Linked DNA regions of Mus musculus: region 2 is linked to region 1. Evidence: chromatin loops called from intact Hi-C (ENCODE). Cell type or tissue: left cerebral cortex. All regions are shown on one strand.

Region 1 (8,000 bases):
TGTCTTGTTACTGTGTGGTTGAAGGAAGGTGGGTCTGGGCGCTGCCTTTGCAATCACCTTCAGGCCACAAGCACTGCCCTGCCAGGGTCTGGGACAGTTCTGCTCCTGGGGGACCATTTGCCCCTTCTGGGATGATGAGAACATGCCACCAGGCCAGACTTTTTTGTGTGTGTGTGCATTCTGGGGGCTGAACTTAGGCCCTTGTACTTGGAAGGCAAATGCCTTACGGATTGAGTTATATTCTCAGGCCTGCCTCCTTTTCTGAGACAGAGTCTCATGTACCCCAGGCAGACTACTAATTCTCTATGTAGCTTATATGATATGAACTTCTGTCTCTACCTCCTGAAAGTTAGGATTATAGGTATGTACCAGCACACTCGTCTGTCTAGTGCTGGGAATGGAAACCAGGCCTTTGTGCGTGCCAGGCAAGCGCACCACCAACTGACATACTACACCTAAGCCCTGGGGGTGGGGGTGGGGGGAGAGTTTGCAAGATGTTTTCGAGTCACGTACATTGACAGGTTCTTAAAATTGATATCCCCTCCCCCGCCAAACACTTGTGTCGAAATATTTTGTTGCTGTGCCTCACGTGGGCACCTGCACGTCCCTTCTGCTGATTCCCCCATGTGGCGTGGCTTTGAGAAGCCCAGTTCTGGCTGGGTCCCAAGTGCTGAGGCAGCAGAGCTTGCCAACCTGATTGTTGCATGGCTGGTCGTAGCTCATGTTCCTGCCTTCCTGAGGGATTTAGCGCCTACTCATCATCAGTTGAAGTGTCAAGGACTCTTTTGCTGGAGGAAATAAACTTGCATCTTGCACTTTTTACCTGTAGGAATGTAATTGTCATTCAATCTGTCACCTGCCAGAGAGATGGCTGTGCCTTCCTTTCCGTAGAACAGCCTCTCTGCAGGTTAGAAGAAGAGAACTGAGAAGTCTTGGCGTTCAGCGAATGGGGTCCTTTGAAAATACATTTTTATTACACCTCTTTAGTGTGTACACATGTGTGCACACTAGAGAGAGCACACGTGTGCATGCAGGATCACAGCACAGGACACTCTGGAGGTCAGAGGACAACTGTCAGACGCAGCTTCTCCTTCCACTGAGTGGGTCCTGGGGAGTGAACCCATCTTCAGGCTTGTTGTGTGTCCTTACCTGCTGGGCCATCCCACTGGACCCAGAGTTGGGGAGGCTGTGAATGAAATACAAAGGAGTTGACTGTGATGGTGGACAGCCAGAGAAGTGCAGAAGACAAAGGTGAGCAGACCCAGGCCTCGGTTCCCCCCTCCCAGCCTCACAAGGTCAAAGGAAATAGAGTGCTTACAAGAATGTAATATCGCTGTTTGGATCCGACTGGACCTACTGCTTCACCTCCATCCTTCTGGGCTTCCATATAAGCACACAGAGTCACGGGAACACACTGAGCAAGGTCAGGGCTCTTGCCCTCCCAGCATTAGCACTGATCGATCTCTGCAATGGCCGCTGTTGCTTCTGCTTCCTCTTCCTCATCGTCCAGCTTAGCAAAAAATGTATGTGTATGTGTTTTCAGGTCCCTAGGAAACCCAATTTTCCCAAATTCCAAAAGGTAGAAGGGACACATGGCTGTCTGTGGTTTCTATTAGCACACCAAAGGTCAGGCTGGCCTCCAGACTCCCTTCATATCACAGCGCCTGTTACAGGGTTAGGGTTTATCCTGGCTCTTCTCACTCCTCCCCCACCCTAGCTCCTCTAGCTCACCGCGTTCCCTCCCACCTCACTATTCACTCTTATAACCATGTTAGACATGATCGCTTTCTTTGTCTTTCCCTCTCTGTTTTTGTCTCTCTCTGCCTCTCTTTTCCCCATTCTCTGCTCTCCTGCACTCCCCTGATATCTGTCCCCCACCCCCCTTCTCCTCTGTTCCTGTTTCTCTCCTGGCCAGTCAGATCCAGTCTGCTGGCCACGATCAGTCTCCTACTTTTTCTCTCTGCTGCACACTCCTCCAGATGCTTCTGGCTGCTCTCTCCATCACAGCTTTAATAAAAGTCTTCTGTCTCAACCATACAATGGAGCAGTCGTGTTGTCAGTTAATACATTTGTCTGTCTATGCACCTGTGTGTGGGTGCCTGGAGCTCAGAAGAGAGCACTAGGTCTCCTGGAGCTACAGGCAGTTGTGAGCTGCCCAGGAACTGCACTCTGGTTCTCTAGGAGAACAGCAAACACTAGTAAATGCTAAGCCATTTCTTCAGCACCCCTCCCCATTTTAAGACAAAGTGTCATGTAATTTGGGCAGACATTGAACTTACTATGTAACCAAGGATGACCTTAAACCCCTGTGTAAATGTTGTGTTCTTCTGTGGCTACTAGCAACACACTATGTTTGTTGTGGCATTTGGAAGGCGGTGACTGAGGTGCTATGCAGGGAATGTATAGCCCCAGTGGTGCCTAAGTTGAATGACATGAGCTACAGGCTTAGGGGGAATTCCACTCAGGTGCAAACACTCTGTCATGGGAATGGCCATTTCTTCCCAGAAGGTCACACTTCATTTTTAGCAATCACTGAAACCCCCTAAACAGGCCTTTAGACAAATCCTGGCCTTGGTATGCCTGTCATCTTACCCAGGTGGCAGAGTCAGGCCTTAAGTGGGAGGTGGCGGCATGGACTACAGATGCTGCCAGTGTCCTCTCCTCTACCTGGGAACTCAGCTTCCAGTCTCCTGCCATTTGAATCTTATCAGAGCTGTCGTCCTCTGACAGAGTCTCCCTACTGCCCCAGATTCGCCACCCAGAATGCCTTGCTTATCACTAAACCAACTCCCTCAGCCCATCTAACCAGAGAGATAGAAACTAGAGAGGAGGATACAGATGGCTGTCTATTATGTGCTGATGTTAGTAGTGTTGCTAGGGTTACAGTCTGGGCCCTACAGCCCTAACAAGCCATGCTCAGCAGCCCATTCGCAATAGGCTAATTAGACCAGAAATAGTGAAAAGCAGAGGGAGGGGAGTTATTCACAGTGGCTATGGAGGTGAGTGACCCTTTAACAAGACCTTCGAGTTTAAATAGAGGGCCAGAGGTATGTATGGCTAAGCCTTGCAGGAGCTTGGTCCAGTCCCTCCCTGACCTCACCGTCCCTCCCTCACTGATGTGGCCCCGCCCTTCACTGATGTGGCCCCGCCCCTCACTGGTCTATTCCTGTCTCACTTCCACTCTCTCCTGTAAGGTGGTCTGACAAGTTATCAACATCCTGTGAGGTCTCTTCCTGGGACACAAGCTCCCCTCTGGCTAGCACCAGGATCCCTGTCTACTCTCTCAGTACTCCTGGGGAAATGCCAATCTCGTGGGATCCATTGTCTCAGTAGTCTGATAGCCAAAGGGAGGCGAGCAGATGTCTCTACAGAATAGCTTTATTTTTGCTAGAACTGTAACACTTGTTTCCTCAAGAGGGACTATATTTACAAGTGGCCCCTCAACAGCTGTCCCCTCTGGGACATCTCCTGGACAACTTTGTCTTCTGTCTTTATTTCTCCTTTATAAACACATGGATCTTTCTGTCCACCTCCCCAACCCCTGCCATCCCCTAAAGGAAGCCCTGAAGCCATTTGTCTCATTGCCTGAATCTGAATCTGGCTCCCCAGAGATCAGCACTACAATCCTAACCCAGTGCTCTTTGTAAACAGATACCAGGGGTTGGGAAGATGGCTTAGTCAGTATAATTCTTGTCTTGGAGGTGTGAGGACAAAACCGCCTCCTGTAGTGGGATATACTTATAATTCCAGCACTGTGGAGACAGACAGGTCCCTGGGCCTCACTAGCCAGCCACCCTAACCAACTTGGTAAGTTCCAGGCTAAAGAGACCTTGACTCAAAATACAAGGTGGATAACATTTGAAGAACAACGTCCCAGGTTGCTCTCCGGCCTATACACACAAGTATATACATATCCAGATACAAAAATGCAGTTGCACACACAAGCTCCTTTTTGGTTGCAGTAGGAGAGAAAGAACACTAAGGGGCGCTATTGGGCCACTTTCAGCTCCTTCCTCTTCAAACTTCCAATGCTCTGGACTGCCCCAGATCTTTTGAATCTCCAAGCACACCTGTATTGAAAAAAAACCCTACATCTATGTCTTCCTAGATGCTCACATCCCCAAATTCTGGGCCACACCTTCGGACTCCCCAGATGTTAGATCCCTAATTTCTCAAACCATCCCAGCCCCAGACCCTTACGCTCGAAGTCCTCAGACTGTCAGCTCCAGGTCCCTGTGACCTGCAGCTTTCCCTGCCCCTGTCAAGAGTTCATGCCCTCGCTGCTCTACCTCTGGACTCCTAGACTCCTAGATGCAGAAACCTTGCACACTGCAGTCTTCAGATCCTTCCAGAGTCCTCATAAGTGTCCTGGTAGGAACGACTCTATTCTAAAAGGACACGTGCTCCTCTGTCAGACTATTGAGATGATGCACCCCCCCCCCAAATTGAGAACTTCCCCAAGCACCTCATGTTGGGAGAAGATAATGGCTGAAGGCTGGTGCCAGCCAGAGGGGGAGCTTGTCTCCCAGAAAGAGATTTCACACAGTTCTGACAGCTTGACAGACTACCTTGCAAGAGAGATGTGAGCTCAGACAGGGATGGAGGGCAGGACCACACCTTGACCGGGACAGCTTAGTTATGCACCGCTCTTGCCCTCTGTTTAAACCTGAACCTCATGAGTGCCCTGAAGATGGAGTTAGTGGGAGAAGTGGATGTCTTTATTTGTTCCACTCCCCAGCGCAGCCCCAGTGAGTAGACCCTCTCTTCTCTGCAATTCGGCATCACTTGAGTGTTTAAGTGTCCTATGGAGGGCAGGTGGTTCTAACAACTCCAGTAACTTGTAGACCCCTCAGAGCAATCAGGCTTCTACAACCTCCCACAGACCCCTAGACTCTACACAGCTAGAGACCCTGGGCTCAACTTACCCCACTTCTACCAGCCCCCCAACTCTCCACGCCAACATCTGTGCCCTTCAGTCACACAGTATCCTCATCCGAGGCCCTGGGGGAGTTCTGTGCCAGGGATCTGGGTGTTGGTCACCCCATGAACTGGAAGATGGGTGCCTGCCTGTCTTTGGTGACAGCCATTACACTAAAGCTCTGGAACCCTGCCACCAACCGACCCACATTCTTCATAGAGGAGTAAACAAAAGCATTGTGGGAAAGAGGAATTATTCTGTTCCCTGGCATTTTAGTAGCAGAACCGCAGGCTGTCCACTGTAGGGCACTTACAGTAGTGCCTGGTATACAGTAAGTGCTCAACAAATGCTGGCTATCATTAGCATTACTGGAACCCACACACTCAAATCAGCAGTCTTGGCTACTACCCGGGCTGACCTTGCCCAAGGCCCAATTTGAGACTGTTCTATCTTCCTACTGTTTAGATTATGGGAGTTGGCCCAGGGTATCATAGTCAACACAGTTCACGATTAAAACCAGAACTAAGACAGGGGAAGGTGCCTCAGTTGGTAACGTGCTTGCCATCCAAGCATGAAGACCTGAGTTTGAGATCCAGGATCTAAGTGGGGAAGCCAGGTGTAGTCTGAGTGCACTGATGAGCGGTCAGGTGCTTGCTGCGAACCTGGCAACCTGAATGTGATCTCTGAGATACACGTGGTGGACGGAGAAAACTAACTCCTGCAAGCTGTCCTTTGATCATCACATATGCCCCGTGTCACATATGCATGCACACAAGTATACACACATGCACACACACGCACACGCACACGCACACGCGCACACACACACACACACACACACACACACGACCAAGACACCTCTAAGTCATGCTGCCCTTGCTTAAAGTCTGGTCTCCTGGACAAGCCAAGGAAGGAAGCAGACTGGTCCAGCACAACACATGCCTTCACAGGTGAGGGAAGAGGCACCAGGTAGTGAGCTGTGATTGGCCTGAAGCAACAGCGGGGACACAGGCAGGACTAGGCACTGCTGCAGCTCTTTATTGCTCAGTGAAACGCCTGGGAGGTCTGCCTACACTGAGACCTCAAACACTGGGCTGCTCCACCTGGCAGACACATCCTAGGCTGGGGGAACACCCCGGGGTCTGGCTCACTATGCTCAGCCTGAGTGAAGAGGCTCTGAAGTACTCCTGTCCCCAAGTTCTGAAAGAGCCATTCCTTCCTATCTCCACATTCTACTTGTGATAGCGGTGCTGTCAACTTGACAGGACCTAGCATGGCCTAGGAGACCAACCTCTGCTCATGTCTGTGAGGGAGTTTCTAGGTTGGGTTGCTTGCGGTGGGAGGACCCACCCTTGCTGTGAATGGTACCGTCCCATGACTAGAGATCCCAGTCGGAATAAAAAGGAGAAAGTGAGCTGAGCCCCAGCAGCCATCTCTCTCTGCTTCCCACCTTTGGATGTCATGTGACCAGCCGTCTCACCATGGTGTACGGTGCCCTCGAACTGAGAGCCCTGCTTAGCCCTCCTATGCAAGCTGCTCTCACCGGGTATTTGGCCCCGCCCTTCACGCCGGCGAGTATACATCCTAGCCAACTCTCCTCTTGGAAGTTCATGATGGCATCGTAACTTTAGTAGGGTCCCCAGACAAACTCCTGTTACCCTTTAGCCTTTTGGTCTATTGTCATTGGTCCCGTGGCTTTGGCAAACTTCACTCATCTGAATTTGGACAGTAACCCATGAAGGATATGGGGTGTTAACAAACCTACAACAGCCCCAGAAATATGGGCTCCATGTAGCCAAGGATGGCCTTGGACTTTTGATCTCTTGCCATCGATTCTCAAATGCTGGGATTCCAGACTTGTGCCACCAGGGCTACTTTATGCAGTGCTGGGGATGGAACCCAAGGCCTTGTACACACCAGGCAAGCTCTCCATCCTCTGGATAAATGTCTCCTGCCCTTTATCCCTCAAGCTCAGAGGTTCTCAACCTTTCTAACGCTGCCACTCTTTGATACGGTTCCTCATGTTGTGATGATCCCAACTGTAAAATTACTTTAATTGCTACTTCATAGCTGTAATTTTGCTACTGCTATTAATCGTGTGTCTGATATGGGGGATAGTTGATATGTGACCCACCCCCAAAGGAGTCTTAACCCACAGTTTGAGAACCGCTGTTCGAGCCAGTGGTCTGAGGAGCAGTTCGTCGCCTTCAGGAGATTTATGCCTCACTCCCAGCCAGTCACTCCCAGCCACTCACTGGGTGCTGCACAGTTTTTTGTTGTCTCTATTTCTTTTCTAGTTTCCTTCTCTGCTCCCTGCCCAAGCCCTGTCTCAGCTCAGTTCTCAGGGGAATCCAAGTAGATAGGAGAACACGGCTGAGGAAGGACTGCTGCCAGGCAGTGTGCATGATACTCAACCAGTGGCCATCAGCCTTGCCAGGTCTCACACCGTTCAGCTGTGGCCCCAGCCAACACTGAGCAAAGCAGACCGCCCACCAAGGCAGGTCTTCCATTCCACACCATGTGCTCCGGCGCCCTCTGCTGGTAATTACAGGTTCTGTAGCGACGTCCAGGACTGATTACAGTCCATCTCCCAGTAAACCCTGGTAGCCTTAGCTTCTTCTCAGCTTGTGATCTTTATGCAGTTTAACAAGAGCCACTGTCCGGAGTTGGGGCGCTAGTGAGAATGCCAGAGAAGAGAAGTGTGTGTGTGTGTGTGTGTGTGTGTGTGTGTTTCAGACTGAAGTTAAGAATGGCAGAGTTAACCGAAGACATACTTAGATACTTTAACATTCTTTTTAGTTACAATTTTTCTTTGTTCTTGAGAATTTTATACATGTATACAAATGAAATATGGTTATACTCACTCCTCATTTCCCCTTTATATTTCTTCAACATGCTCCTTCCACCTTTGTATCATATATTTACATATCATACTTTAGATATATGAATGTATCATTATATGTATTATATATATGTACTTTGTATCACACCACACACACACACCTTACTAAGCCCACTGCTTGGTGCTGCCTGTGTGTGCGGCCATCCAGTGGTGTGGGGGAAACCTACCAGTGACCACATC
Region 2 (8,000 bases), 680 kb after region 1:
GTCGTGGAATTCAAGGACAGCTTGTAATAACCAGTTCTCTCCTGCCACCGTGTAAGTCCGAGGGATTGAACTCAGGTCCTCAGGCTTGGCTACAGATGACTTTCCCCACGATGTCATGTGACCTGTCCTTGCCCGTCTTTTCAAAGCACCATCTCCAAAGGCATTCAGGTTCTGATGTAGCGGGCTTAGGGCTTGAAAGCATGAATTTGAGGCACTAAAACAAAGATGCCAGCATGGTAAAAACAGTGACGCTAGGTGAAGTGTCCAGCGGCTGTCCCAGGGCTCCTGGAGATCAGGGTGGCAAGGAAGGAGACTTGGCTCTCAGAAACTCCCACAGAAGTTTGAGAAGTTCCCGGTTCTACTGCGTGAAGGGACATCAGTGAAAGGAACATATCTTCCCAACAGTGTGTCAGCTTCTCTGGAAATGTAAAGAACATGCTAGAGAGATTTTGGAAATACAGTAGCCCTCTTCAAATCCACCACTCCCTGTATGGTTTTTCTCTCCCACATCCAACAATAAGAGTGAGCATAGTAAGCCAGGCGTGGTGGCACATACCTTTAATCCCAGCACTCAGGAGGCAGAGGCAGGAGGATCTCTGAGTTCGAAGCCAGCCTGTCTACAGAGTGAGTTCCAAAGCAGACAGACAGGGATACAGAGAGAAACCCTGCCTCAAACAAGCAAACAAACAACCAACCAACAGCGTGAGCATGACACAGTAGGATAGATTGAAAGAGGAGAGAGAAGTCACATCTGTATAACTTCTTTGTTCAGCTGCTCTCTAGCCCAGGCTAGTCTCTAACCTGATTTGTAGCAGAGGGTGAGAACCTTGAACATCTAATCCTACTTCCACTATCTCCTGAACGCTGGGATTATAGATCGGCAACTGGAGATCAGTCTAGAGTTCCAGGCACGATAGGTAAGGGTGCTACCAACTGAGCTACAACCCCAATCCCTTCATAGAACTTTCCATTACAGTATAAATTGTAACTAGTATCTTTTACTATTAATTATAGGTGTTAATAGCCTTAAATTTTTTTATTATGTATAATTATTGGGGGAGGGGATATGTACATACCACAGCATGTGTGTGATGGTCAGAAGACAACTTTCTGGAATAGGTGAGCTCTGGTGGCAGGCTCCATATGCTAGAGCCTACCATTTGAGTCCTGAGAACCAAATTCAGGTTGTCAGCCTTGGTAGTGTATGCTTTTACTGGTCGACCCATCTCACAGGTCCAGCTGTTAATCTCTTATTATGTCTCATCCTGATAAGTAGATTTTATCATCGACTTGTGAAGAAGAAAGTTTGATCTCATAGGGTCAGACTATCCATAAAATTGGGCAGCCACTGGGAATCTTCCATGTCTTCCGTGGAAAGGGGGACGACATGAAATCCCCTGTCTGGATACCACAGATGTCACAGGCCCCTCTGGTGCCCTGCAGTCTGGAAGAAATGGCAAAGGAACTGGACATTCTCCTGTCTCATCACTGGATCCTTGTAAAGGACCAGAGTTCAGTTCCCAGCACACCACACCTCCAGTCAGGTGGCTCTGCCTGCCCTCTTCTGGCCTCCGTGGGCACCAGAACTCACGGGTGAATACCTACACAGAGGCACACAATGACTGACACAGTAAGTCTTTAGCAAGAGAGACAGTCTGCTGATAAGAAAAGTAACTGCTCTTTCCAGGAGTCTGTCTGGCTCCTCTATTCTTCCTTGGTTACTCCTGGCCTATCACTCAGGAGGCAGAAGCAGGTTCATCAAAGCCGCATCCTGTGACAGGCTTGTTAAGTGCTAGAACAAGTTACCTGGAGAAGAGACCTCAATCTGGCTGAGGTGTGGCCTCGCCTCCAGGCAGGAAGGAGAAATAGATGGCCTCTTTGAGACTCTGCCTTCCCTGGGATTTCAGGCAGACATTAACATCTGGAGAGTGACAGTATCTGAGAGATCCCTGTGGCCTGAAGCCAGCACTAACAGGGTGGCCCAGTCTGGGCAAACTACCTGGAGCTAGGGAACTGGTAGACTTGTTGATAGGTGTGGTGTCCGCAGGATTTCCCATCTGACAGAGCAGGAAGTGTAGATGAGAGTTTTGGTTGTTAAGGAGACAGTGGCCAAAGCTTGAGGCCATGGTATATGTGTGCCTCACACGGAGGCACACAGAAGGCCCTATGTAATGGTGCCTGGGAGGACCTGCCTGGGAGGTCTCTCCTCCAGCTCCCAAAAGTCCTAGCTGATAAGAGCTCCAGACTCCAACCAAGAGTTGTGCATATTTTAGCATCTAGCTTTGCCTTCTTGTGTGTTCTTAGGAACAAGGGCCCAGGCATGAGAGAAAAGTAAGACTGAAAGATGGCTAAGAACACAAGCCAATGGCCCCAAACCCAGAGGCTGTGCACCAGGCTGCCGCAGCCCTGCACAGGGGACATTACATGCCATCAGTCAGCTTCCCAGACGAACCACCGCTCCACCTGAACATTCAACATCTAAGTCGAGGGCCCTTGAGGCTGAGGGCCAGGGTCACGCTCTTCTGCATGTCTGTTTGGCATAGTGCAGAGCTCAGACAACTTCTAGAATCAGTCCTCTCTTCCCACCAGCCTCTCTACCCATTGAACTGTCTCACAGTGCTGTTTCTTGTTTATTTTGGATTGGCTTTTTGAGATAATATCCCATTCTGTAGTCCAGGCTGGCCTGGAGCTCAGAGCAATTCTGCTTTGGCTTCGCAAGTGCTAGGGTTACAGACCTGAGCCACTGATTCTTTTATCTCTACTCTCTCCTCCCCTTCCTTCTCCTCTTCCCCTCTCAGAGCTCTTTCTATCCCTTTAAGACAGAGCATCTTGAATTCACTGTGTAGCTGAGGATGACCTTGAACTCCCGGCCTTCCTGCCTCTGCCTCCTGAGTGCGGGAACTCCAGGCATGCCCCAACCACCACGCCTGGATTTATACAGTGCTGGGCATCGATCTCAGAGCCTGTACAAGCCAGGTAAACACTCCACCCATTGAGCCCCACCCCCAGCTTCCCTCTTCATTTATTTAGTTAGGATAGTTGCAGCCGGTTATGGTGGCGCACGCCGGTAGGATTTGCTAAAGGAGGCAGAGGCAGGAGGATCACAAGTTAGGATAGTTGCCCCAAAAAAGTGGCATTTAAACTATTTGAATTTTCTGTAAGAACTACCCAATTAAAGCCAACTACAAATGCTCTCATTACCCTGGACATCTACACCTTAAAGATGGCTACTTTTTGGCTTTTTCATACAATGGCCAAGTATTAAAATTTCAGACAGATTGGGGATCGCAGAGGCCTTGGGATCCACCTAACGAAAGTCTCAGCCCAGGAAGCACATGTCCCAGTCCCCTGACCCACCACAAGTTGACTAACTGCCTCTCAGCTGCGCCTGCTTAGCCAGCCCAGCCTCTCATTTTATCTCTACCTGTTCAAATCTTCAACTGCTACCCACGCCCCTCAAACACGGCCTTCTGTCCATCTCTTTGCCTGGCTCTTCTTCCCTGAGGCCATGTTTGATATAGTCCCACTCCCGTTCAGTGTCCCGTCTTCAGCAATGGTTCCTGTTTTGTGGAGAGGGCGGGGCGTGTGTGCGTGCGTGCATAAGCGCCGGGCGCCAGAGAGCAGGCTGTCCAGTGCTGTTCCTCACATACCCTCTACTTCTCTTCCCCACGCCCCCAAGACAAGGTCTCTCGCTGGCCTGAATTTACCAGAGAGCTAATATGCAGCCACCGGATCCACTTTCTGGGATCCTTCTAGGAATCAGATTCTGATGCCTGCAAAGCAAGCACTTCAATGGCTGACCATCTCCCCAGCCCACTCAGTCTCCGTTCTCTACCTGCTCTTCCATTCTTCTCAGGTGGACTTGCCCTCATCACCCTCCAGCCTGAGGAAGATATGAGCCTTCCTCATATCTTCTATGCTTCTCTGTGTCAGCACCGCCCTCCACTGGCCGGGTCCCATTAACAGGATCTTGCTGGACGCTTCCCACCATGCTTTGCGTACTCAGGCCTGCCTCAGGAAGGATCTGGGCTATCCGTAAAACAGCAGGAAACATTCTTCTCACTGTCACCCCACTTTATCCAAACCATAAAGGGGGTGCCCAGGCAGAGTCTTCAGACCGATGCTCTCAAGGCACCTCTGCCTCCAGCAGGTAAGAACGAACTCCTCAGGAGCACTCACTTACCTTCTTTTTAATTTTTTTTTTTTTGTCGCTGCGATGAAATACCCAGACAAAAAGCAATGTAGAGGTGGAGGGTTTATTTCAGCTCCCAATTCCAGTTTATAGTCGATCTTTGTACAGAAGTCAGGGCAGGATCTTCCAACAGCTGGCCACATCACAGTGTCGAGAGCAGAGGCAAATGACTGTGCACACTCACATGCATGCTGGCTTATACTTCGCTCAGTTTCTCAACTCTCATTACAGTCTAGGAACCCCTGCAAAGAGAATCGTGTTGCTAGTGTTATGTAACCTAATACAATCTAAAAGCATTTGGGAGGAGGAACCTCGGTTGAGAAAATTCACAGATTGGCCTGTGGGCAAGCCTGTAGTGTATTTTTTTAATTGATGGTTGAGGTAGGAAAACCCAGCTCACTGTGGGCAGTGCCATTCCTGGGCAGGGGGTTCTGGGGTGTATAAACACAAGCCACAGAGAGCAAAAGGGGATCAGTGCCCCTCAATGGCTTCTTCATCAGTTCCTGCCTTCAGGTTCCTACCTTGGGACCCTACCCTGGATTCCTTTCATCCTCGACTACAACCATAAGCTGAAATAAACCCCCTCCACACCAGATTGCTTTGGGTCATGGTGTTTATAACAGCATTGGGAACCCTAAGACAGGAATGGTGCCACCCACACTGGGTGGGGACTTCCCACATTAAGACAATCCCCTGCAAACATGGCCACATGTTCAACCCAATGTAGACGATTCTTCATTTTTCCCAGATGAGTCTAGGCCACATCAAGTTGACAGTTAAAACTAACCATTGTACCTCCTTGACTACCGTCTGTTTCCTTTCATTCTGGGGAAGTGAGTATCCAGTTGCAGACCTGAAGGCCAGAGGCACCCTAGGATATGGTGACAGAGTGGATGTGCATCCTCATGTGGAAGAAAGTTCTTGTTCTATACAGCTCCCAAGTCCTCCAACCCTACCCCACGGAAACCTGTTCCTTCAGGAAACCCACACACAGTAGGCCAGCAACAGGAGTCTCCATGACTACTCCAACCTAACCCACCTCATTTCCTCACATGAAAACGAAAGGCAGGGCTGAGAGCCCTGATCTGCGGAGGCTTGTGTTCAGGCTCGTCCGGATGGAATATTAACCACACCCACTAGCACAATATACCAGCTTTAAAGTGTTTTCCGAAAGAATTCACGTAAAAGAAAAAAATGACAGTGTACATCTCCTCCTCGGTGCGTCTGTAATGTTCCAGAACCTACAGAGAACAATGAGACAAGAGGCCACCTCATAGACAAGCTTGGCCGGCTCTCAACACTGTGACCCACAACCTTAGCGGGAAGTGTGGCCTGGCATGAACTTAGCCACGAGTGGCTCTGAGCTTCCAGAAGTTGTTAAGGTCTGTTATTAAACTAGGTGTGGACAGCCTTACGTCGTACTGAGTGACTTCGTCTCTGATACTGTCTGTGATTCTCTTTGTAGCTTTCTTGCCTCTTTCCTCAAGGGGCTGGAATGGAAGTTGGAGAGATTGCTCAGTGGTTAGTACCTGCTGTTCTTGCAGAGAATTAAAGTTCAGTTCTCAGCACCCATGCAGGGCGGCTCCAACTCAGCGCCACCTGCAGCTTCAGCTCCAGGGTTCTGACACCCTGTCTGGTCTCTGCAGGCCCCCATGTAAGTGTGCACATAAACACACATGGACACAACATATACACATAATAATAAAAGAGGGAGGGAGGGAGGGAGGGAGAGAGAGAGAGAGAGAGAGAGAGAGAGAGAGAGAGAGAGAGAGAAGCTGATATGGGGCTCTATGTGGAACCAGCAAGACCTTCAAAAAAAGAAGCCAAATTAAGGAGCATAAAGTTGTGGTTGTTTCCTATATTCAGTACAGGAATGAGGGGGAGGTGAACGTTGCTGGGCTCTGCCCAGAAGAAAGGTGGGAGACATCCCTGGGCTACTGGACACCAGCCCTGTGCTATGGAGTGTCACGTACCTCCTTCATTTGGTATTCACAGCCCTGTTAAAGTAGGTGTTATCACATTTTACATGTTCAGCCCGAGCCTCAGAAAGATTAAATCGTTGCCAACATAAACAGTTCCTGGGTGGCAGGGCCAGGACAGAAATCCAGATCTGCCCCAGCCCACGCTCTTCCCATCTGGGTGCTATGTCCAGGCACGCGACATGTCCACCTACCCACACTCCCGGCCTGGGTCAGCCAGCTCCCACTAAGGGAGGGCAGGAAAGAGAGGTGGGATGGAATGGGGGTGTGGAATAAGGAGGTGGTAGATTGGTCCCATTTAAGCCTAATAAAGCAGAGACAATGGGTGCTTGAAGCTCAGGAGAGACTCCCTACACACAGGAGGGACTTGGCATACCTGGTGAGACAACAGGGCTGACAGGTGCCAAGTGACACTTGTCATTCCAACACCCCAGCAACTAGCAAGATGGGGAGGGCAGGAATAGAAGGAACAGACATAAGGGGCGAGGGAGAGAGAAATGTCCTTATCACGAATGAAAGTAGAAGACACAACCGTGGACTGAGAAAAGAGGAACCTTGACAGAGGAGGCCTGAGGCAGGGATATCTTTCTCATCTTCCCAACCCGGAGCCAGCTGGGTGGGAAAGGGAAGAGTCACCAGAAAGCCAGGAAATCACTAACGAGGGCCAGCCCCATCCAAAGGGAGGGCCAGGCAGAAGGTGCCTGCTGCCAGACAGAGGCTGAGGCGTGGGAACTGCAAAGACACTCTTGAATGGAACCACTGAGGTGGCTCCTGTACAGGTCATGAACTGCAGGCAGTGGGAAGCAAGCCGATTGCAATCTTGAAGGGAGGGAGGGGAAGACTAGGAAGCTTCAAGGGCGCGGTGGCGCAGGCCTATAATCCCAGCACTTGGGAAGCAGAGGCAGAAAGAACACCTATGAGTTCCAGGCCAGCCTGGTCTACGTAGCGAGTTTCAAGCCAGCCCAGGATAGATAGACTGTCTCAAGAAAATATAACAAGGCAAACAGTGTATTTGTGTGTCTGTCTGTGTGTGTATGTATACACAAACATAATATACATACATACATATGTATATATATATATATATATATATATATATATATATATATATATACACATTTGTGTGTGGGGTGTTTGGGTGTGTGTGTGTGTGTGTAAAGCAATGTTAGGGAAGTTTTGTTTCTTTTAAGGAAGTATTTGCGTTTGTATTTATGTGTCTGGGTCTGTGCCACTTGTGAGCTGGTACCCGGAGAAGTCAGAGAGAGTATTGGATCCCCTAAAGCTGAAGTTAAAGAGCTGCGAGCTCTCCTTATGGGACTGGGAACCAAATCCTGACCCCTGCAAGAGCAGCGAGTGCTCTTCTCCTCTGAGTCTAGTGAGTTTGTTTGTTTGTTATTTTGTTAAGGCAGAGACGCTGGGCTGGGGTGAGAGTTCATTCGGTAAGATGCAATGCCTTTGCAAGCTTGAAGACCTGCCTTCTCCAGACCCATTTAAAGACAAAAACAAAAGCTGCCCCTGATTGTTCCCATTTATAATCCTGGCACGGAGTGCAGAGACTGGGTCCCTAGGACTCGCTTGCCAGCAAGGCTAGCTTACTCCTCCAGTCCCAGGCCAGTGAGAGTTGTCTCAAAGGGAACGGCAGCACCTGAAGAGCACCTGATGTTGTTTCCTGGTCTCTACATGCACACATGTGCAAGCACACTCACATACATAGGTATACAAATGCACACTCACACGTACACACACACACAAAGAGAGAGGCGGTTGGAATATGTATGGAAGCAAGAAAGGAACCAGGGAAACTGGAAGACTTAAACTGTCTGAGTGAT

Evidence for each region. Peaks named below come from ENCODE experiments on the same cell type or tissue, not always from the same donor. Only the 100,000 strongest peaks of a DNase experiment are listed, where the experiment ranks them.
Region 2: it touches region 1 in a loop (2.4-fold over the local background); 6 of 42 quality-filtered maps call a loop at or near these places.

Annotation. Positions count from the first base shown.
Region 1 is chr1:118,765,053-118,773,052 of GRCm38, forward strand. No RefSeq gene overlaps it. Among named protein-coding and RNA genes, the nearest start is that of Tfcp2l1, 140 kb to the left of the region's middle. In left cerebral cortex, CTCF peaks have their summits at 3,980 and 7,448 (motif pointing left); DNase peaks (open chromatin) are centred at 3,983 and 7,455.
Region 2 is chr1:119,440,202-119,448,201 of GRCm38, forward strand. Gm33490 (a long non-coding RNA gene) reads right to left here and starts at 3,943. Exons shown (of 2, transcript XR_003947965.1): 1 at 3,836-3,943; 2 at 1-418. Gm33575 (a long non-coding RNA gene) reads left to right here and starts at 3,677. Exons shown (of 2, transcript XR_387314.2): 1 at 3,677-4,150; 2 at 5,027-5,603. LOC115487115 (a long non-coding RNA gene) reads right to left here and starts at 5,294. Exons shown (of 2, transcript XR_003947963.1): 1 at 5,232-5,294; 2 at 4,238-4,434. In left cerebral cortex, a CTCF peak has its summit at 3,940 (motif pointing left); DNase peaks (open chromatin) are centred at 6,182 and 7,793.